3 separate regions of the Mus musculus genome follow, and all the other regions are linked to region 1. Evidence: chromatin loops called from intact Hi-C (ENCODE). Cell type or tissue: heart. All regions are shown on one strand. Links, peaks and the distances in the headings refer to the core of each region. The heading gives the core; the rest is flanking DNA.

Region 1 (7,894 bases), core at 3,476-5,975:
AGTGCTTTTCGGTGAAACTGAAGTCATCACTGACTAAGCAGCTTGAAGCACAAAAGCTGCGCTTTGAAGCTCTGAAGACAAGTGCTTCAACTATATTATTATTATTATTATTATTATTTATTATTATTATTATTATTATTATTATTGTGGCAAAACTCACTCAGTGTTAAACTTACCATGCTGCTTTTAAATGTGTTGTTTAGTGGCAGTAAGCATATTCACACTGTCACGCAACGTGGATCTAGAACTCTCTCACTTTGCAAAACTGAAATTCTATACAGGCTAAATATCTGTTCTCTCCTCTCCATACCCTGGTCTTTGGCAACCACAACTCTAAGTGATGTTTCTGTGACATAAATAGTTCAGCTACTCTGTATGAATGAAATCACACAGTATCTTTCTATTCACTTAGCCTACGTCTATTAGCCTATTGCATCTACATAGCAATGAGGTAATTTCCATCTCTGTCTGACTATATACGTGTTATGTATAAATACGTGTGCGCACGCGATCAGCACGTCTGGTGAGCCTCTGTCTCTGCTTCTCCAGCCGTGTCTTTGCCCAGGTGCAACTGTGCCTGATAATTCTTTGCTTATGCCCTGGAGATTAGAACTCAGGCCATCTCTCCAGCCACTGTTTTCTATTGATAGTCACTGGGGTTGTTTCCATGGACTCACTTCTAATACAGTCACAATTAACAAGAGTATGAGAGTATGTTCTCCGGGCCCACCTCAGGTGTGTCTAGCTGTGTATTCCACTGTGTGGCTCCTGGCTCCACATGTCCTAGATGCATCTGTAATTTTGGAGGAGCCACAATGCCACTTCCCGTGCATCACAGCTGTGCCATTGCACAGTTCGTGTACAGCTGGACACAGAGATCTCAGGTCCTCTGCATCTTTGAACACATTTGTTAGTTTCTGGGTTTTGACAGTGGCTGTCTTAATGAGGTGAGAACTTATCATGCTTTTGACCTGTAATTCTCTAGTAGGATGCTAAGCATCTTTCCACTGACACCTGTGGCCAGTTGTCTTCTTTGAGAAATATGCTTTCAAACTTTTTCTCCATATTTGATTGGATTGCCTCTATTATTGCTGTTATTTAATTCTAACAGATGTTTCTCATGTGTGCCAGAGGATTATCACTTATCAGAAATATATTTCATAAGTACTTTCTACAATTCTGAAAAGGTCCTTTCAAACCTACTCATTTCTTCAGATGCACAGTCTTAAGTTTATGAAATCTCATTTTGCTTTTATACATACATGCCTGTGCCTGCACTCATGTATGTGTGCACACACCACATTCCCACACATGGCACATGGATTCACATGCACTCATGTATGTACAAACACATACAATATGCACAGCATACACATTCACTTGCACACATACATTTACACACAGCATATGATACACACTTGCATCTGCAAATATATATATGTATATATATATATTACACACACATTCACATACACTCATGTATGTTCACACATACACCATAATAAAACACACATTCACCTGCAAATATGTATGTACATACAACACACACATGTTCATGCACACATACATGTGCACACACCCATACCACATGGGTGCTTCTAAACATGTGTAAGCATATACATACACTAGAAGATAACAGATAAGTTATTTTATTAGATTTTCTTATATAGCAATGAATACACTTGTTCCCTGTTGAAAATATGGACTGGAGTCTGTGCATGTTGGGGCAGCTTTTTTTTCTTCAAGTAATGGTGAGGAAAGGAAAAGATTTCCTAAAAAGCATGAAATAGAATCTATTTCTATCTTACTCACCTACATAACCTGACATCAGAAACTGGCTAGCCTTCTTAGTACTGAACACAGATTTTCTGTGAAATCTTCAGGCTGTGGACAAACTTGAAGAGTGTGACTTAATTTTATGACTCATGGATCCCTCTTCTAAATTCCATTTTCTTTGTTACCTAATACTTGAAAGGGGGCTTTTTATATTTATTTTTAATGTATTGAAGTCCCTGACAGTCCATGCCAAAATGAAACTTGTAGTCACCTAGTTAGCGTATATAGAAGGGGGTGTGGCCCCAGTTTATCCAGCGTTTACTTGCTGAAATCTGTTTTTGCTGTTCCTTAATTTCTCCACTCATCTTCTGAAATACCTTTTGAAACAGGTCTGACCCTAAATGCTAAGGACACACAAAGGAGAAGACACTCACTGTATTGAAGGCCAAGGGGAACGGACGTAAAATGAACACAGCTAACAAAGCCCTCTGGAGGAAATTCCACAGTGAAGGTACAAACAGGAGCTTCAGAGGACACGGTGGACATGATCATATACCCTTCTCATCTCAGATGTTTAAGCAGTGCCACAGTCCTGAGAGGTGTAGCTATTGTGTGTCTATGTGTAGGATACAAAAGGGAAGAGGGTGTTACACAAAGAGAGCAGCCTCGGTTTCATGAGACAACTGCGTCCTTTACCCCAGAGCTCTGGGGCTTTGGGGCTTTAGCTGACTAGATTTGAAGACCTCATTTTCATTTGCAACATGTCAGTTGCCATACAGCAGAAGCAGCAAGAACTAACAGACAATGGCCTGTGGAGCCCTGCCTCTGACTTCCTTCTAGATTTGCAGTCATTAAGACACTTTTTTTTTCAAGTCCTGAATTACTTTGTTTCAAATTTGGAATTCTGCATCAATGATAACTTTAAAAACTCTAACTCCAGTCTGGAAAGATGGCTCAGAGGTCCTGAGTTCAATTCCCAACAACCACATGGTGGCTCACAGCCATCTATAAATTCTGCTGTCCTTTTCTGGTGTGTCTGAAGACAGGTACAGTGTTCTCATATACGTAAAATAAAAAAACAAAAACTCTTAACTCTAACTCCTGGGGCAGGGGCCATCTCTAGGACATGCCAGAGACCTGAGATGGGGGGGGGGGGCTCCCAGGAGTCTATGAGGTGGCTCTAGCTAAGACTCCTAGCAATGGGAGATATGGAGCCTGAGGTGACCACCTCCTTTAGCCAGGCAGGACTCCCTATGGAGGGATAAAGTCATCAACTCACACATAAAACCTTTGACTCAAAAAGTGCCCTGCCTAGAAGATGCGCAGGGACAAAGATGGAGCAGAAACTGAGGGAATGGCCAACAATGACTGGTCCAACTTGAGATTCATCCTATGGGTGAGAACCAAACCCTGATGCCATCAATGATACTCTGTTATGCTTGCAGATGGGAGCCTAGTATAACTGGCCTCTGAGAGGCTCCACCCAGCAGCCAATGAAACAGAAGCCGAGCCCCATAACCAAGCATTATATGGAGCTCAGGGAGTCTTGTGGATTAGTTGGGAGAAGGATTGAGGAAACCGGAGATGATAGGAACTCCACAAGAAGACCAATAGACAACTAACCTGGACTTTTGGAGCTCCCAGAGACTGAACCACAAGAGCAAGCATGGGCTGGACCTACTACACACATACACACACACACACACACACACACACACACACACACACAGAGAGAGAGAGAGAGAGAGAGAGAGAGAGAGAGAGAGAGAGAGAGAGAGGTAGCAGATGTGCAGCTTGACCTTCATGCAGGTCCCCCAATAAATGAAGCAAGGTCTATTCCTGACTCTGTTGCCTGCCTGTGGATTCTGTTCCCCTAGCTGAGCCACCTTGTCTGGCCTCAGTGGGAGAGGATGAGCCTGGTCATGAAGTAACTGATGTGCAAGGGTGGGCTGATTCTGGGGGTGGGGCTGACCTCCTTCACAGAGGAGAAAGGGAAGGGGAAGGAGCTGCAAGGGGGGCTGCAGTCAGACAATAAAGTGACAAAAGAAACAAAGAAACACAAAGAATCCCTCTAACTCCTTTGAGGACTGTCCAGTCCAGCCATATTATAGTGCCAAGCACAGGAACCAGGTAATACAAACCAGGCACACATGGCTTGTGGCAACACTAGAGACTGCGTCCTGTGTTGGTCCCATAGCCGTGCCATTGAGCTGATCTGTGTTAGTGGACCTTGCCTGTGGTATTATGCTGCATCTTCCCAGTGTGTATATCCTTATCTTTGACATTTTCTCCTTCCTGCTGCAAATGTCCTCACCATGCCTCTTGGGTGCTTGGCTGATGCAATGAATCATTTCCCCAGCCAAAAGCTTCTGCTATGACCCCCATACAAAGCAGGGCCGTCAGTTCCAAGGGGTTGAACAATGCTGGGAAAGATTAGTCAGTCTGTCAGTCACTGACCAAGTGGAAACGCGCATGCCCAAAGCAATGGGTTGCTCAGCCTGCCCTTTGGCAGCAAGCAGCCCACATGGAAGTCACTTGAAGTGACATGTGATGCACATTCGGACCATAGCTTCTGGAATTGGTTGGTGCTATGTGGAAATCGCATAGAGAATGACTATCGAATACATTCAAGACAACTTTGAGGATGCTCAGAACTTAGAAGAGTCCAGATATGGCTGGTATCGCCTAAGAACAGGAAGCAGTTTCTTACCTTAAGCCCGTGGAAGATGAGGTTCCTCCGCCAAACAAAGATTCCAGAACAGGTAACAGAAAGATAAGTGCCCCCTTCCCCGATTCTTTTGGCATTTAAAACAATGCCAAACATATCACAGAAGCGGAATAATTTTTTTTTTCTTCACCAGTAGCCACTGACTTTGAGATGCCAAAAGGTCCAAACCTTGGAGTGACTATATAAGGTGGCTCAGGACTGAAGAAAAACAAAGCAAATCGCGGCAACCAAATCTAAGGTCTGTGATGTAAAGCTGTCCCTTACATAGGTTTACAGGAAGACCTCACACTACTGTCCTAGAAGTAAGTGGATCACTGAATCTTGATTCAGTCACCTTTCTCCTACCCTTCATGGAAACTTTGGTTTTGTCTTCCCACGGGCAATACCGCAGACGAACACAAGGGGGCGAGGGCGTTCTGTCTAAGGTTAACAAAGCGAGCATGAGTCCCAGTATCCAAATCAACGCTTAAAATAACTTTAGGAAATGTTCTCCTGTGGAACAGCCACGACGTGCTTTCTCTATCGGATGTTTTATTTCATTTAGAACTTATGCAAGCCGTTTGAGTTCTGACTTACTCTGAATCGAAGATCAATAGAAGTCAGAACACCCAGAAGAGGAAATGTTTGGGCCTTTGAACACGGCTGTTCCCTTTGTACAGCAGCAACTTCCCTGCTGGGAACCGAGGTGTTTACTGCCACTATCTGCCAGATAAGGGTGATATTGTTTCCAAGAACTCGGACAAATAATACTTCTGAAGAAAACCTTGCAGGAAATTCCAGTTTCTACATAAAAATAAGTACACTAATTTGTGTGTGCATACGAATATGGAGTGTGTACATCTGCATATGTGAGAGACTGTCTAAGAATCTATGAGCGTTTCTCATATGCTATGAGTAATGTCATCATTTGACCACTGGTGTGTAGTTGTTCCACTGAGGTGTGAGGCTGTGTGCAGCCTAGAAGCTCAGTTCCCATGAACAGCCCCGGCGGGGTGTGTCACGATTGATCAAGGGATGGAACATGTGTCACGCGTGGGAAGGCATCCTCCAAGTCAGCTTCCACTGAAGTCCAGCCCTCCCCTCAGCCAAACCTGGACACGCCACGCTCAGTCTTGCAAAATAGAATTAAATAGGGTTCACGTAAATGAAACTCAAAAAGCCACAGCAACAAGAAGTCGCTACAGAGTATCTCTCTGGGCCTGGGGATATGAACTTGGGGTAGATGGCTTGAAGGATGGCACAGGGGCCTGGAACAAAGAGAGCAAAAACATGTTACATGAAAATAATTATTTATTTATTTCTCTTTTTTCCTTCTTTTATTTATGAAAATCTAACTTTCCCTGATATCTCAGCATTGATAAGGAAGATTGATGCTCTGGCATCAATTAAAGTATTACCGACCTTAATTTTTCTTCTAACACTCTTGAAACCTTATCAGAAACATAATAGGCCCTGTGTCCATAAAACCCACTCTGAAAGGTAAGCTATAACCACTACCTCTTATTTTTAAAATTAGATATTTTCTTTATTTACATTTCAAATATTATTCCCTTTCCTAGTTTCCCTTCCAAAACCCCCCTATCCCCTCCCCCCATCCCCTGCTCCTGAACCCACCCACTCCCATTCCTGGCCCTGGCATTCCCCTATACTGGGGCATTGAGCCTTCACAGGACCAAGGGCCTCTCCTCCCATTGATGACCAACTAGGCCATCCTCTGCTACATATGCAGCTAGAGCCACAAGTTCCACCATGTGTTTTCTTTGATTGGTGGTATAGGTCCAAGGAGCTCTGGGGGTACTAGTTAGTTCATATTGATGTTCCTCCTGTGGGGCTTCAGTCCCCTTCAGCTCCCTGGATATTTCTCTGGCTCCTTAATTGGGGTGGGTCCTTGTGCTCCATCCAATGGATGACTGTGAGCATCCACTTCTGTATTTGCCAGGCATTGGCAGAGCCTCGCAGAAGACAGCTATATCAGGCTCCTGTCAGCAGGCTCTTATTGGCATCTGCCTAGTGTCTGGGTTTGGTGGTTGTTTATGGCGTGAATCCCCAAGTGGAACAATCTCTGGATTATCTGTATCCACACTTTGGTCTTCCTTCTTCTCCAATTTCATGTGTTTTGCAAATTGTATCTTGAGTATTCTAAGTTTCTGGGCTAATATCCACTTATAAGTGAGTGCATATCATGTGTGTTCTTTTGTGACTGGGTTGCCTCACTCAGGATGATATCCTTCAGATACATCCATTTGTGTAAGAATTTTATAAATTCATTGTTTTTAATAGTTGAGTAGTACTCCATTGTGTAAATGTACCACATTTTCTGTATCCATTTCTCTGTTGAGGGACATCTGGGTTCTTTCCAGCTTCTGGCTACTATAAATAAGGCTGCTATGAACATAATGGAGCATGTGTCCTTATTACCGGTTGGAACATCTTCTGGGTATATGCCCAGGAGAGGTATTGCTGGGTCTTCCAGTAGTACTATGTCCAATTTCCTGAGGAATCGCCAAACTGATTTCCAGAGTATTTGTACCAGCTTGCAATCCCACCAGCAATGGAGGAGTGTTTCTCTTTCTCCACATCCTCGCCAGCATCTGCTGTCGCCTGAGTTTTTGATCATAGCCATTCTGACTGGTGTGAGGTGGAATCTCAGGGTTGTTTTGATTTGCATTTCCCTGATGACTAAGGATGTTGAACATTTTTTCAGGTGCTTCTCGGCCATTCATAACCACTACTTCTACCTCCTCCTCAAAACAAGTTTAAAAGCTAATACAATATTCAGAAATTATTCTATGTATTGCAAACCACAATTCACTCAAAATCATTCAGATAGTTACAGAGATTTTAGCTATAAAGAATTCTCAAGTCTTAAAACATTTAAAATAACTTTAGGAGATTTCAAAATTTTAGAAGATAATCTACTGAATTGAAGTACTTATGACTGCTTGTCATTAACACAGCACAATTTGGAAAGCCAAATAAACCAAATCTGTTCAAAGATTTGAGAATAACATAGTCATAATTCCTACAGATAATGCCACAATATTACAGCTAAGACATCTCACATCAATACACAGTGGCCTACAAGCCAATTTAATCAAAATTTCTACTTCAAAGGAGAACTGTGTTTAGGATAACATGGTAGAAACTATAAGAACACTGGAAGTTTGCTCAGTTTCTAGTCAAGAACACATTTCGTGATTATCATCCAACCACCTGAATTGTATTTTCTTCACTGGAACCAACACATTTACAAAGGACAAAGAATATTAGGAAATAAACATGTGAATGCATCCGTCCTCATCACCAAACAGTGCGACTATGAAATGTAAGCAAACTAAAACTATTTAGAAATCAACGAACTATCTAATTTTACTTGAGGACATTATGAAA
Region 2 (7,894 bases), core at 2,642-5,141, 460 kb after region 1:
TGAGATTCTCTCTTCCATTTCTTGTATTCTGTTGCTGATGCTCGCATCTATGGTTCCAGATCTCTTTCCTAGGGTTTCTATCTCCAGCGTTGCCTCGCTTTGGGTTTTCTTTATTGTGTCTACTTCCCCTTTTAGTTCTAGTATGGTTTTGTTCATTTCCATCACCTGTTTGGATGTGTTTTCCTGTTTTTCTTTAATGATTTCTACCTGTTTGGCTGTGTTTTCCTGCTTTTCTTTAAGGGCCTGTAACTCTTTAGCAGTGCTCTCCTGTAATTCTTTAAGTGACTTATGAAAGTCCTTCTTGATGTCCTCTATCATCATCATGAGAAATGTTTTTAAATCTGTGTCTAGATTTTCGGTTGTGTTGGGGTGCCCAGGACTAGGTGGGGTGGGAGTGCTGCGTTCTGATGATGGTGAGTGGTCTTGATTTCTGTTAGTAGGATTCTTACGTTTGCCTTTCACCATCTGGTAATCTCTGAAGCTAGCTGTTTTAGTTGTCACTGTTAAGAGCTTGTTCTTCAGGTGACTCTGTTAGCCTCTATAAGCAGACCTGGAGGGTAGCACTCTCCTTAGTTTCAGTGGGCAGAGTATTCTCTGCAGGCAAGCTCTCTTCTTGCAGGGCAGGTACCCAGATATCTGGTGTTCGAACCAGACTCCTGGCAGAAGTTGTGTTCCACTCACTAGAGGTCTTAGGATCTCGTGTGGAATCCTGTGTGGGCCCTTGCGGGTGTCAGGCGACTCCACTGGCAAGGTAGCTCGGGGCTCGAGTGGAGTGGAAGGGGTTTGTGCCCCAGATCAAGCCCGGGTAGCCTGCTTCCCTATGTACCGTAGTCTCAGGTTCTGCAAGATTGGATTGGGGCAGGCGCTGTGTTCCACTCACCAGAGGTCTTAGGATCCCGTGGGGAGTCCCGTGTGGGCCCTTGCGGGTGTTGGGCAAGACTCTGCTGGCAAGGTAGCCCGGGGCTCAAGTCGAGCGGAAGGGGCTTGTGCCCCAGATCAGGCCCGGGTAGCCTCCTTCCCTATGTACTGCAGTCTTAGGTTCCGCGTGATTGGATTGGGGCAGGCGCTGTGTTCCACTCACCAGAGGTCTTAGGATCCCATGGGGAGTCCCGTGTGGGTCCTTGCGGGTGTTGGGCAAGACTCTGCTGGCAAGGTAGCTCGGGGCTCGAGTTGAGCGGAAGCTACATAGCTATTCCTAACAACTGGTGGAAAACAGGTGTGCAGGCGTAATGATTTTTGTGTACTGTGTAAAGTTTACCCTTGTGTGACTCAATTGCTGATTTCTCTGCCCTTGTATAATCTCCTATCTCAAGTTTGTGTAAATAATTCTTACTATTTATTCTCTGCCTTGTCAATAAATACTGATCACACAATGGCTGGACAGAATGGAGAATAGTGAGGGATGTCTGCTAACCAGAGGGAGAGAGGGAGAGAGAGAGGGAGAGAGGGAGAGAGAGAAGGAGAGAGGGAGGGAGAGAGGGAGGAGGGAGAGAGGGAGGGAGAGAGGGAGAGAGGGAGAGAGAGAGGGAGAGAGGGAGAGAGGGAGAGAGGGAGAGAGGGAGAGAGGGAGAGAGGGAGAGAGGGAGAGAGGGAGAGAGGGAGAGAGGGAGAGAGGGAGAGAGGGAGATTTGGATCAGCCAGGAAGATGGAGCAGTGGGAGCTGGAGGAAGTCCAGAGAAAGATCATGAAAACACACCTGAAGCCCAAAGAACCAGATCAATAATAATATGCAATATCATGAGATGGGGCTGTGTGTGTGTGTGGGGGGGGGGGGGTAGGCAGATTAGCATAGGAGGCTGAGGTAAATCATTTAACTGCTCACCTATTGAGGTACAATTTTAAATAAATTTTGGTTTCCCTGTGTAATTATTGGGAACTACCCTAATATAAAAAAAATACAACTGTGGGATTAATTCACTGTTTACATTATATTAATAATTCATGTAAAGAGGGTTGGAGGAATTGAGGAACTTGGCAGAAGATGGGTTTGTTTTTTTGTTGTTGTTGTTTTGTTTTTGTTTGTTTTGTTTTGTTTCTTTCTAGCCCCTAGCACCTGATTCTCCTGAACTCTCCAGGTGCTTTACAAGTCTCTATCCTTTCTTTTTCCCTTGATTAATAGTTGGGTGATCGTCTGTAAAGCCACAGTTCTTTTTGGCAAATGTTATCCAGAGTGTAAAGATTTCCTAATATGCATTCTCTCAAAAAATTTTACTTAAGATAAAAATCAGATGGAGGATTGGAAGTCATCTTAAAATTGTGAACGTGGTACATAAACACTATTTGTCTCTCTCCCTCCCCTGGAGGATGGGTGGTGACAGCAACAGCAGCCAGTAGATGAGAATCCAGCCATGATGCCTAATCTGCTTGCCCATTTGTCCATTCAAACTCTACTGTCTCTTAATCAACAAGGTTTAACGAACATGTGGCAGCAGTGTGGTGACCAGTACAGTGGAGAGAAACCAACAAGGTCCCTAAATCTCCAGGCTTTACAATAGTCTGAACTATTGGTTGAAAGAGGTTGGCTCTCAGAGACGTTGGAAAATTCCATCATACCCCTCCCCTCCTAGAAGAGACAGGACAGAGAGCATGTAGGCTGGAAGAAAGAGGCTAATTAAGCCCCTACTACCTCATTCCCTAAAGACCAATCAGTTTAAATGGTGCACTGTACCTCCAATCATAGGGTGCCTAGTTGCTGATGCTCTATTGCGCCCCTGGAAACTGTATAAAAACTCAACAAACAGGCTGCCAGGGGTCGCTACCCCTCCTTCCCGTGCAGGATGATGGCCCCAGCATGCTGGAACAACACAATAAATTCCTCTTTCTTTTTTATCGATCCCTGGCTCCACGTTGTTCCCTCGGGGGTCCCCAATAAGCTAAGGTTCATCAGAGTTTTACAATTCAACATTCCAGAAAGCCACACACCCAGCAAAAATAGTAACTCCCAAGGGAAAGTATGGGGGCTGGTCTTCCATCCCAGACTTGGTGACAGCTATCAGGAAGAGAAATGGCAGGTCTAAGGTAACATTTCCCAAACTCCGTCTTTAGATAGTTTATCCTCATTAATGACACTGGCCAGTGATCCAGTCCTGCCCTTGTTGATAGAGAAGGTACTGTAAGGCTGAGATAATTAACTTTACTATAAAGTCAGGAATGGATCTGCTGAAATGACAGTTCTGATGTGTTCTGAAGAGCTCCCGTCCCTCAAGATGTTAGCAGAAATTCTTAACAGATAAAAAGAGGACAGAGTTGCTAGGGATTTGGCTCAGTGGTAGAGCACTCACATAGCATTTGTGAAACCTCTAGTACCTTACACACAACAACTATAATAACAGCGTATTGGGGAATCTTGATTATAATCCAAATGATTAAGGGATTCTTCCTATTATATTCTACTCTCAGAACCTTTAAAAAGACACTTGGGTCTAATCTACTTGCCTGTTTATCCATTTAAACGAGCATGTGGCAGCAGTTTGGTGACCAACACAGTGGAGAGAAACTAACAAGAGTTTGCCGTGAACAAGCACACTTTAAATTCCTCCCACCTAACCTTTAAAAGTACATAGGTGAGGAAAACTGCTTTGAGATGTTTGTGTGGCTTGGAGGCTGGGGGCAGAGAGCCTTAGCTCACAGGGCCAGGAGCCTACATTTCCTCTTCTCTGCTGCCCCCTGTTGATATAGTAAGGGAAGGGCAGGTTTCCAGTTGCAAGGACAGAGAAGAGAATGGGGTAATACTAGAGGAATGGACAGAGGGTCCCACTTGAACTTGATCTGCTTTCATCATCCTCCAACTGCGTGTAACTTCTGTGAGACCCATTAGTTCTCTGCCTGTGCTGCCTCTGAGCCTGTCTAGGTGTCTTTGAACCTAGAGAAAAGAGAAGTTGTTATTCATTTGGAAATCAGTCCATCCATCCATCCATCCATCCACCCATCCATCCATCCACCATCTTTCCATCCACCCATCCAAATACTTGCCATATGCCTACACTGAGCCTGGTGCAAAGCAAAGGGTGAGACCAGAATAAAAGAGACTTTTCTGGCTTCTATCTCTGCACCAATCCCTTGCCTTCTCTTCCTTTCTAAATGTGAATTACAGAGACAAGTCTTTGATCTGGGTTTCTTTATCTTCTCATAACATATCCAACAAACAACTTTCCATAGCTCTCTAGGTTCCAAACACTATTTCATAAGGACACTTTGTTTTTTAGTTCCATATAGCTTCCTTAGTGTTATGATTTTAAATGTTTGCAGAAATTTTATTTTGGCTTTTACGGAGACTTGAGATAGAATGTAAGTTTCAGAATACACCACTCGAGCCTACCTTGGGCATGAGAAACTATCTGCAAAGAAACATTAAGTCTTAAGACTTAAATGTGTTGGTAGCCTGGGCTGGCTCCCGATAAATTGAAGACTGTAGAGTCTCTACAGCAGCACATGTTCACGAGACCATTGTGAGTCCCATCCCTTGTGCTGGCTACCTTGCACTTCACAGTAAATTCTTTCTACGTGGCAATACAGTATTTAAGGCCTTGGGCATGAACTGGCTGAAATGCTTTATCACATCATCCATCTTGCTTTAAGGTGTTTACGGCAGAATAGAAGCCAAGTGGGGAAAATAGGTCTGTATTATCTCAGGCAAGTGGGGGAAAATAATGTCCTACAATCTGTTCTCAGATTGTTGGGAAACCTTCAATATCCTCCTTACCTCCAGAATCCTGCTCACCACTCATGGGCTGGACAGATACAAACAGTCATTTTTCTTGCTTTCTGAACATCTCCTTTCCACAAACTGTGAAAGAATGGAGGTCCTCGGCAGCCTGGCTGGCTTCACACTCACTGTTTAGCCAAGGAAGATGGCTTTGAACTCCTGACCTTCCCACCTCAACCTCCCAAATGCTGGGACTTCAGTCCCGTGCCCTTACATCTGGTTAAGTGCTTTGACTTTAGTTATCCAAAAAACACAGAAGCATAAACCACTCACACCACTGTCCTCGTGGGCCACTGTTCTGGGGTCGGGCAAGCATCGGTCTCACTTCACCTATCCAAGACGAGGACAAAGGTAAACCGAACCCTCGTGAATCTGATTTCTCTTTCCTGCTCCCTTGAAGGTGTTCCCTTTTTGCTTTTCTCTCTATGCTATGGAACATTTAAACACCACGGAAGGCAATTAAAAATATAGAACATGTCCATAGTTGCCTTTGGCTCAGGAAATTAATGAATGAGTACATTTTGCAGGGTAACTACTTCAAGAGAAGTTTTTTCGGTCGTCACCCAAATCTCTGTTAAATGCTTCTCACCCTGATTGTCTTATGGTAGCGACCAGGGTGAACATTTCCTGGGTTATCTGCGGACTGAGAGCATCCTGCTGTTACATCCTGGTTAGGGCATTGTACGGGAGATGGAGTGAGCTCAGGTCCTTCGCTCAGTTGCTTCTAGATAGTCCTAACATGCGTGAACACTATGAAAGAATCCTTAAAAACTCTGTGCATTTTCAGGCATTTTAAAGCTGTTATCTTAAAAGAAAATTAAAGAACATTTTTTAAATAAACATTTATCTATTTTGTAAGGCTTGCGTAGGAAACTTCATGTGGGTTCCCAGCATAAAGCTGGGGTCCACTGGCTTGATGGCCAACACCTTTGCCTCCTGAGCATCATGACAGACTCTAGATTATAAATGAAGTAGTCCAACGTCTGTTCCCCCTGGCAAAGTACTGCATAATATATATGTTATTTAAGTGTGTTCATTAAAATATGAATTATAAGCCAGGCAGTGGTAGCTCATGCCTTTAATCCCAGTACTTGGGAAGCAGAGGCAGGCGGATTTCTGAGAACGAGGCCAGCCTGGTCTACAGAATGAGTTCCACAACAGCCAGGGCTACACAGAGAAACCCTGTCTCGAAAAACAAAAACAAAAAAAAACCCCAAAAACAAACAAACAAAAAAAAGAATTATAGATTCAACTTGTATAGAACATGTGCCACATATCCAGTGGATAATACTCACTTTCCCCCCTAGGAAATGCTAGGGCTTGTATTAAATTTAAATAAATACACAGTTGTACTCTGTGATGCCCTCTCATTTCTGAGTTCTTGTTCTAAAGTAGATTGATGCTGGGTGGGAAGGAGGGATGGGACTTCCCATGAAACAAGCTTGCGGACTCAAGTTTGCCGGTTTGCCGGAGGAGCAGGCAGGCCCAACCTCCGACTCACACTGAAGTATGTTAAGAAGCAGCCGGAGCCACGGATCCCGACTGAAAAGGCTCATTTACATGGATGTACTCGTCATGTGTATGATTCAAAATCTGTAACTATGTGAATCAAAATCTGTAACACTCTAGCACAGATGGAAAGTAAGGGGCGGCAAAGGGTTCAGGAGTTGTTGGGTGTTATAGGGAGGGAGAAAGGTAAATGAGCAGAGCATGAAGGATTCTGGGAGAATGGTAGGTGTTGAATGTGAAACTCTAATGGAAGACGTGTGATGATGATGATGGTGGTGGTGGTGGTGGTGATGATGATGATTTTTACCCTGGCCCAGCTTCCCCCTGCCCCCCCCCCCCCAGCCCCATGGATCCATCTAATGTCATGGATATTTTGATGCAGGTTTAGCTAATGTAACAAACATGCCATTCTGATACAGGGTGCTAATAGTGAGAGAGATTGCATGTGGGGGTATAAACAAGAAGTCTTTGAATTTTCTGTTCAGTTTTATTGGGAACCTAAAACTGCTCTAACAAATAAAGTTGAGAGAGAGAGAGAGAGAGAGAGAGAGAGGATAGATGATAGATAGTTGATTCCACCAGCCTCAGGTTAAGTGGACACATCGGATATAGCAATGTCTCACAAGTATTACGATGCCAGATTAAATTGCTCTCCTTTGAAGAACAGTGCACACTGTTGTCTAACTGGCACCAAAGGCCACCATCCTTTCTGGACTGGTGGCACTGCAGCTCCACGGAGCACATAAAAACCTCAACAGTGATGGTGAGACAGGTCTGTCTACGATCAAGAGACACTGAGAATTCCAAGCAAAGACTGTTCCCCAGAGGGCTGCTGCAGATCCCAGCGGAGTGAGCTGGCCTGGCCGACAGGGCAGGGAGTCTGGTAGTGAAGCCAGCATGAAGCCAGGCCTGGTTCCTGAGCAGATATAAGATAGTCTGCATTGTCACGCCTTCTGCACATTTGGCATAAGGTGACAGCTGGTCACAGCTGGACTGTGGGGATCTGAGGCAGTAGTGTGTACGAAGGACAAAGGCAGCAAAGTCTGCAAAGGGCTGCGACACAGCAATCACCTAAAGAACTCCCCTCTGCCTCTGCAAATGTTTACCGCAGTCAGCCCACAGGCATCGGGGGCATGGCAGACTGTGGATTCCTCTACTCGGTGGGACCACGTGAAACCTCCCTGCTGGGAACCCAGGAAGGAACTTAAGGTCACTAATGGAGACAAACTGAAAAGCAGCAATGCTCTTAGATAGGCCCTGTGTCTGAGGGAGGACAGTGCTGTCCTCTGGGCCAGGGAATGAAGTGCTACCCCCGTCCTAGCTCTTGTAGAGGCTGAAGGAGTTACTACGTATGCTCATCTCTCATTTAAAGCCCTTCTTGTATGAATAGCAGTATCAGATATGTGAGATTCAGTGCATTTTGGAGATGGGGATAAAATGGAATATGAAGACTCACCCAGTCACAGTTTTTTGGTTTTTTTTTTTTTTTTGCCCTGGATAATTTGCAGATACAGACTCTGCACCGTCCACCCCTATCCTCAACCCGCTTGCCCCTCCACACCCACTCTACCTACACATGCTCACAGACGAGGTTTGAGGTGCCCTGCCCTGGGGATACAGATAATCAGCCAGGAACCTGCAGTGGCCTGGGACTGGGAACGCAAGACTCCTCCTGGCTTT
Region 3 (7,894 bases), core at 2,642-5,141, 300 kb after region 1:
CCTGGTCCACCCCATCAGGTGCCAGGGTTGGAGGTTCAGATCCTATTCCTGGGCACCACAGTCAGAGCTCGGACCCTTTAATGCACTGCCCCCTACTGGCTCCATCCTCCAGCCACACCTGTATGGAAATCCGCTCAATAGGCAACTTATATTATCCTCTGTCTGCCTGTCCTGGGTGACCATGGCAGCCTGCCCTTTGTGCCTTCCTAGCTATCCTGACAGCCATGTTAGCCAATTTTCCACAACAAATCTCTTGAGATGTGTCTCCTACCGGTTTTGCTTCTCTGATTAACCCTGGACTGATATACACAATGGAAGGGAGTTAAGCCTACTCATCTGCCATAGCTAACTTTAAAATATCCAGATGGGGCTAGGGAAAGTCACCGAGGCCCTTCCGCTCGGAAGAGGGCAGCTAAGAGCCTTTCTGATGGTTCTGAGAGTGGCTTGTGCAAGCAGCCACTGAAAGGTACAAAAGCCATACTACAGAGGAACGTGGGGCATCCAAACCGATGCCGGCAGCCTTCAGGACCAGCAGAGGAAACGTTTGCTTCCCTAGAGCTGCCAGGAGGATCATTCCAGAGACACTTGATAGAGCCTCTGGAACTGCGAGACAACAGGCTTATGTCCATCTGAGCAGCAAAGTTTGTTTTAGCAGGAAATCAATATACCAAGCCTCTAAAGGCTGCTTTGAAATCTTCTTGGAATCAGTGTAAGTGATGGCGCATCCCTTTAATCCCAGCAGTTGAGAGGCACAGGCAGGTCGATGCCTGAGACCAACCTGGTCTGTGAAGTGGATCCAGGACACCCAGGACTCTGTTACACAGAGAAACCCTGTCTCTAAAAGCCAAAAAAAAAAAAAAAAAAGTTAGAATAAAAACACAGACACACACAAATACACTTCATAAATTATGTAGTTCTAGGTATTTAAATATACACATTTTTATAAGTAAATTTTATGTAAACTTTAATTCAACGTTTTAGCATTGACTTCCTTTGTGCTTCATCAAAGAACTCTGAAAGTTTATCACTGAAGGAGTCTTCATGTCAAAGAATGTTCATACTGGAGTTTCTGCCGAGGCGGAGATGACAGATACTGGACTTAAAGCACAGTCCCTTATGAAGTACTTAAAAAGAAGGTGGCCCCCAGACTGACTGAACCCTTTCATCCTTTCTAATCCAGAATATAGAAGGATAGGAAAGTGTGGGGGATGTGAAGTGTTTGAGGAGAGGCTTTTGAAAGAAGACACTATGTGACTGAGGCTGAACTGTGAGCGTCACCCACCCTCATCACAGGGGGAGAAAGAGAGAGCACCGTCACATGAATGAGGGTCCTCAGAGAGTGACAGTGTTGTCCCTGCAAAGGGGAGGGCCTTTGTGGGCATCACAGAGGTCTTTTTCTATGTGGCAGGTTGGGATGAAGATGCCGGAACAAGACCTATGCTCAGAGCATCTTGGAGGTGTTGACTAAAGTGGTTTCCTAATGTGATGTCTTGTATCTGCCAGAGACACATGACAGTGCTTTGTAGAGTTAAAATGGCTATGAGTAACTTCAGATCCAGCAATCACGCAACCAAATTATAAGTTCTTGTACGATCTTGTTCTTGCTCTATAGGTCTGGACCTATCCTTTCCTATTTAAACTGGCAGACATAGGGGTAAAGGAAGAGGAAAAGGGAGAGAGAGCCAAGGAAGCCAATTATGTGCTCTTGATCCTCTTCAAGCAGATCTGAGGTTTAGCAAACAATATAGTGCAGAGTGTCTAACGATGCCTGGAGCTGGGCTTTTCAAGTGTTCACACACACACTGCACACCCAGCTTTGTTTGGGTCACTTCTCACAACCACCCACCTGGCATCTACAACGGTCTTCCGATACATTTTTTTTATATAGCTATCTTCTCTTTCCACTCTCCTCGCCCATTACTGAATTACTACTCCGAGGCTTAGAGGACTGTATAGTGTCTCAGACTTAGCATGGGACTTGTAGGGCTTACAAACATTCATTTAGGGGATTAAGGATAAACTCCCCTGATGAAACAGGAGACAGGAGACAGGAGACTGGGAGTAAAGAGAGCTTGGATTATATCAGCATGGGGTTCATACTGACTATAAATTATTTTCTATTTTAAATCTTTCCCCACTTATTTATTCATGCTGTGTCAGTGTATATGTGCGAACACACAGCTTTCAGAGTCTGCTCTCTCCTTCCACCATAGGCACTCTGGGGTTAAACTCAGGTCATCATGCTTGTTGGCAAGAGCCTTTACCTGCTGAGCCATCTTGCCAGCCCAGAACTTTCCATTCATCATAGTATGCTCCACCCAGACTAGAGAGTCAACGTTAATACTTTCCCCCATGACTCTTTGTTCCTGTTGCCACACCAGCTTTGTCAAGATCATCTCTCACAGCCACCCACCTGGGGCCTACTGTGATCTTCCTACACATTGTTTTTATGTACTGATTTTCTCTTTCCCTTTCCCCTTCCCATGTTTCAATTGTAGGTTTGGATTTCCTTATATCATGGTTACTGTAGTAATTTTCTTATGAGTGACTTTGCTTAGGTCCCAATTTAATCTATTCCACACAGAAGCCAAATCTTCATGGAATTCTTCCATGCCTTCCTGTACTTGTGTGCCCAGCACTCAAACCTTCCAGGCTCTATCGCTGTCTCAAGACGTTTGTCCCAAATGGACGGCTGTGTGTCTGCACCTCTCCTTCTGCCTGGAGGGTTCCCATGATTGTAGTTATATTGCAGTTTTGCAAGGTTCCTTTCTTTTGAAGGTACAACGCAAATGCGATTTCTCCCAAGAACTCTTTCCTGCTCAGCCGGAATCAGAAACCCAATTACCCAGCTAATACCACAAGAGTCTTGCAGAAGAACGTTTGTGGGCTCCCATCATTATCAGTTCCACTGTTCAGCAGTTTTTACACTCAACCCAAGGATAGATCGATAGCAAGGATGTGATTTATATAAAGGAACAAAAATCTTCAATAAGCATCCAGATTGTCCCAGGATGATGTAGGCAGTGGAGGAAATACAGTCCCAGGAATGATTCTTCTGTCATGGAATAGAGTTCGCTGGGTTTTCACAGTCTCCTGTCCTACCAGAGAGCAGTTTGAACAAGAAAATTTCATTTAGAAACTTAACTCCGGTCGAGGGTTAGCTGTAAAGGGAGCACTATAGGGCTGAGCGAGTATGCCTCTAGCGGGAACAACCTTGGAAGGGAATCTGTCTCCCCAGAGCCTGGGTCCAGACCTCTTCTGAGGTCATTTGGACAGACAAAAGGGTTCATGTATGGTAAGAGCTGACACACACTACCAGGAACTGGTAACTTGAGAATTTCAGCTGGAACTGGTACCCCGACAGGAGACACTTCACTGCAGTGTGGGCTGAAGCTGCGGGTAGGAAAGACTGCTGCTGCTAAATACTGGGAATCTGCCCTCTGGGTTAGACGAAAAGTCACCTACATCACACTTGAGAAACTACGGAAAAGCTTCCTGGGGAGATGGCTGGCTGGCAAGCCCCACTATGAAAGTGCTGTTCTAGCTGTTAATAGCTGCTGCCTGCCCCATCTTCTGAGCAAGCTTGTCTTGAAAGGGTTGGCAAACAAGCTTGTGGGCCTGTTAGAAAGCAGCTCTCTCCTATTGCATCCCTCTGGCGCTCTCTACTGACCATGTGTAGCACGAAGCTGCGGGACATTCAGCCCCACTTTGGGCAGGCAATGAAATATCTGTCATTCTGGTAAAGAGACCACTCCCACATATGTCTTCCTGGGTCCTTATTTTTCTACTCAGAAGGCCAAATGGCCCTATAAACTCACTATCAGCTTCCTAAATCTCAGGATTTCTTTGAACGTTTCCATTGTCATCACCACCATCATCAAAGATTTTCAAGAGAACAAAAAAGTATTGACTGAGGCTTTCTCTGACATAGGTATTTACGTATACCACATCCCTGGGATCACAGTCAATGTGATATATTTGTAAGCAGTATATGAATTGTAGCTATTATTCTTGTGCAGGGAAACTGAGGTTCAAAGACATCTAGCTAGCATGTGATGCATCTGAAAGAGTGAATCTTGGATCCATGAGATTTTTGTAAACCCAGCACACTATTAACAATCTCTGGCTGGACTTCCCATCCTGAAAGTAGGGTTTTTTTGATGTTCTAAATTCCAGGTACCTCCACTAAGGTACTGCCTGTAAACAACTATTACGAGGTACATAAAATCCCTCCTGGAAATACCTTAAAATTTTAGGGGAGCAGTTCTTCACTGTGAATTCAGTAGCTTCGTTGTGGGCACACTGAGTCTAGGTATACACATGTTACTACTGCTCCTGGGTGACTCAATTAGCCTAATATTTATGAGCAAGAGCTAGGCAAGTGCTAATTGCCCTGTGTCCTCTGATGAAATCCTTGACACAACCTAGGCATTGAGATTTCATGTTCAGGATTAAAAACTAAAGGTTAAAGCCATTAAATAATGTAACCAAGGTGGTGCCTTGGTGGTAACTATAGATTTTAAATCCAAATAGGTCAGAAGCCAGGCATTATTTAGTTTCCTGGTAGTGCCACAAGCCCAGAGCCCTCCTGGCTAACCTTTCTTCCTTGTTTGTGGTACCAGTTTTGTTGGTTTTGACTATTCTATATTTTATATTTTTAAAAACCTAAAATAAGGAGTGTCTATTTTCCATCTCTTTTTAGCTACTGAAGTAACTGGGATCCTTTGGGGATGGGGATGCTGAGCTGTCGAACACAGGAGCTTACCTCTAACCTTTCGCTTACCAGAGAGCAGCCACTGGTATGGTGCCCTCTGCCCATCCTCACAGATTCCAATGAAGGGGGGCAGACTCATGTGTATACTCTATCAGCTATCTGCAATAGTCTGGGATGGAAATATTATCTCATACACTTTTTGGCAAGCTTTTTTTTTTTCCCATTGTGTGCTCCTTACCCTGAGCTAACTTGCTAGAACCATTACATACCCAGGATATATGTTTATGAAATGGATTTTTCTTGACTCCACTTTGTGCTTAAACCAGATGTGCCTTGGTAATCCCAGCTGTCTGGAAGCTTAGGCAGCTCTGAGTCTAAGAACAACCTGGGCCATGTAGTGAGACTGTATCTCAAACCATAACTAGCAAAAAGTAACAAAAGTAAACAAAAATAGACCTCGGTCCACAGTCTGCTACACTGAAACCAGAGCAGAGCTCAGGGGGGCTACTGGAGGCTTAGCTTCTGTAGAACAAGACACCTGTCCACTATACTCTCTTCCTGGAATTTCAGGCTATTCTATGGTTACTATACCTCATGGGTGTGCCATGAGTTTCTGGTGTCATCTAAAACGGATTTTGCATTTTTGTAGTTATTAGGGCCTGATACCAATTACAAAAAATTTGCAAATGACATTACAGTTGATGGAAGTTCACCTTTTACAACTTCATATTTCTCACGTTTCCCTGTTTACATTTCACACCACACGGGGGCAGCCTTGTTCCTCGATTCCCCTTTGTCTGCTGCAGGGCTCTGCATTGTTTCTGAGTCTGTGGGTTTGAGAAGAAAATAGCCAAGATCCTGGGCCAGCGTCCTGAAAGGAGCGCATAAGAAAGCAGTGGGGGCTCATTGGCCTCTGAAGTCTCCTCTCATCCTAATATATAAGCCTCCTATGCTTGGGCTCACCCAGCACCCTCCAGAGTAAGAGAGATTAGCAGAGGTGGGCAGGAGAAAGTGAGGCTGTTCCCAGCATTTCTGAAGGGAAGTTGTAAAGACCTTATGTTCAGAAAACTTTTGTGATAGTCCAAGGGTCTCCAGGACCAAAAGAACAGAAGTTAAAAATAAACTAGAGCATACTAGTAAGGTATTCGATGCCCACATCCTAAGAGATGGTTCAAAAATCTGTCTTTATGTATTCAGCTACCAGCTGCGAGCAATCCAAACAGAACCAGCTGCTAATGGAAGCAGCATTAACAGCTTCTTGCAGGAGAAACACAAAAAGCCACCCATGGTAGTAAAAGAAAATGGCCCTCATAAGCTCACAGGGAGTGGCACTTTTAGGGGTGTGGCCTTGTTGGAGTAGGTACAGCCTTGCTGGAAGAAGTGTGTCCTGTGGGGATGGGCTTTGAAGAACTCAAGCTATGCCCAGTTAAGGCACAGAGTCTCCTGCTGCTGCACCATGTCTGTCTGCATTCCATCATGCTTCAGGCCATGATGATAACGGACTAAAGGTCTGAAACTCTAAGCCAGCCTCAATTAAATGTTTTCCTTTATAAGAGCTGCTATGGTCATGGTGCCTCTTCACAGCAATATGATAACACCCATCCAATCAAGGTAGTTTTAATTATTAATTACAATTATATTGTAACTGAATAATATTGACAGAAAGGTAACAAGCAATCTAAATAGTGTTTTAAAAGAAAGAGCAAATGAAAGACAGACTTTTAAAGGTAGTTATCTTTTTTAAAAAAAAAAGATTAATTTACTTTTATTTTATGTGTATGGGGGTTTTGCCTGCAGAATGCAGTGGCCATGGAGCTGGGTTCCCTGAAACTGCAGTCACAGGCTAGGGGCTGCTATATGGGTGCTGAGAACTGAGCCTGGTCCTCTGTAAGAACAGCCAGCATATTTAATTGCTGAGCCATTTCTCCAGCCCCAAAGATGGCTTTCCTTTGTCTTCTGCAGACTTGTTCAAGATGCAGACTCTCGTTTACTTTGTGTATGTATTTAGTCCACCTGAAGCACATAGACTTTTAAATAAGACGGACGATACCCTATTTGAACAATGCCCACCACCAAAGAAAGCCACCTTCTCCCTGAACAACTTTCCTGGTCACTGTTTATCTTTGTTTTGGAAAAAGAAAAAAGTATCTTAGGTCAATATTTGTTTGGAGACAAGATAACAGTGTTTCTTGGCATGAGCTATGAGTCAGACCAAACAAGTTTCAAACCTGGTCCTGCCAGTCAAGAGTTGTTCTCAGCAAGAGCCGTTTCCTCATTCCTGTGGAGAAAGCCTGACAGCAGAGCTTAGTTGAGATGTGAATATAAAGTGCTGAGCAGAGTTTCTGCCACAAAGTCAGTAACAAGTGGGGGAGATTACTACCAAGAACTCATTCCTTCACTAGTTTCTTATCAGTTGCCTTGGATTTTTAAAAATTATTATTTATATGGGTGTTCACTTGTGTGTATATGTACTGCATACATGCCATCCCTGAAGCAGTCAGGAGAAGCTAGAACCCATGCAGCTGGAGTTAGAGAGATAGATGCTCAGTAGGTCCTAGAAATAGAACCCTAGCCCTCTCTAAGAGTAGCCAGAGCCCTTCGCCCCTGGGTCATCTCTTCAGCTCCATTGTGAATTTTTTTTTTTTTTACTTTTAAAATCTTTCTCTTTTTTTTTTCAATTTTTTTGTTAGATATTTTCTTCATTTACATTTCAAATGCTATCCCAAAGTCCCCTATACCCTCCCCCAACCCTGCTCCCCTACCGACCCACTCCCACTTCTTGGCTCTGGCGTTCCCCTGTACTAGGGCATATACAGTTTGCAAGACCAAGAGATCTCTCTTCCCAATGATGTTCAACTAGGCCATCTTCTGCTACATATGCAGCTAGAGACATGAGCTCTGGGGGTACTGGTTAGTTCATATTGTTGTTCCATCTATAGGGTTGCAAACCCCTTCAGCTCCTTGGGTACTTTCTCTATCTCTTCCATTGGGGGCCCTGTGTTCCATCCAATAGATGACTGTGAGCATCCACTTCTGTATTTGCCAGGCACTGGTCTAGCCTCACAAGAGACAGCTATATCAGGGTCCTTTCAGCAAAATCTTGCTGGCATATGCCATAGTGTCTCCGTTTGGTGGCTGATTATGGGATGGATCCCCGGGTGGGGGAGTCTCTGGATGGTC

Evidence for each region. A loop is a pair of places that touch in the nucleus more often than their neighbours do. Peaks named below come from ENCODE experiments on the same cell type or tissue, not always from the same donor. Only the 100,000 strongest peaks of a DNase experiment are listed, where the experiment ranks them.
Region 2: a loop joins it to region 1, with 10 times the contacts of the local background. A loop is called at or near these places in 4 of 42 quality-filtered maps.
Region 3: a loop joins it to region 1, with 9 times the contacts of the local background. A loop is called at or near these places in 34 of 42 quality-filtered maps.

What each region holds. Positions count from the first base shown.
Region 1 is chr10:23,078,482-23,086,375 of GRCm38, reverse strand. No RefSeq gene overlaps it. Among named protein-coding and RNA genes, the nearest start is that of Gm35179, 80 kb to the right of the region's middle. In heart, for the core only: a CTCF peak has its summit at 4,901 (motif pointing right); a DNase peak (open chromatin) is centred at 4,905; H3K27ac peaks cover 322 bases.
Region 2 is chr10:22,614,803-22,622,696 of GRCm38, reverse strand. No RefSeq gene overlaps it. Among named protein-coding and RNA genes, the nearest start is that of Gm40612, 5.3 kb to the right of the region's middle. In heart, for the core only: a CTCF peak has its summit at 3,668 (motif pointing left); no DNase peak of the experiment used is centred there.
Region 3 is chr10:22,773,861-22,781,754 of GRCm38, reverse strand. No RefSeq gene overlaps it. Among named protein-coding and RNA genes, the nearest start is that of Gm10824, 36 kb to the left of the region's middle. In heart, for the core only: a CTCF peak has its summit at 3,663 (motif pointing left); no DNase peak of the experiment used is centred there.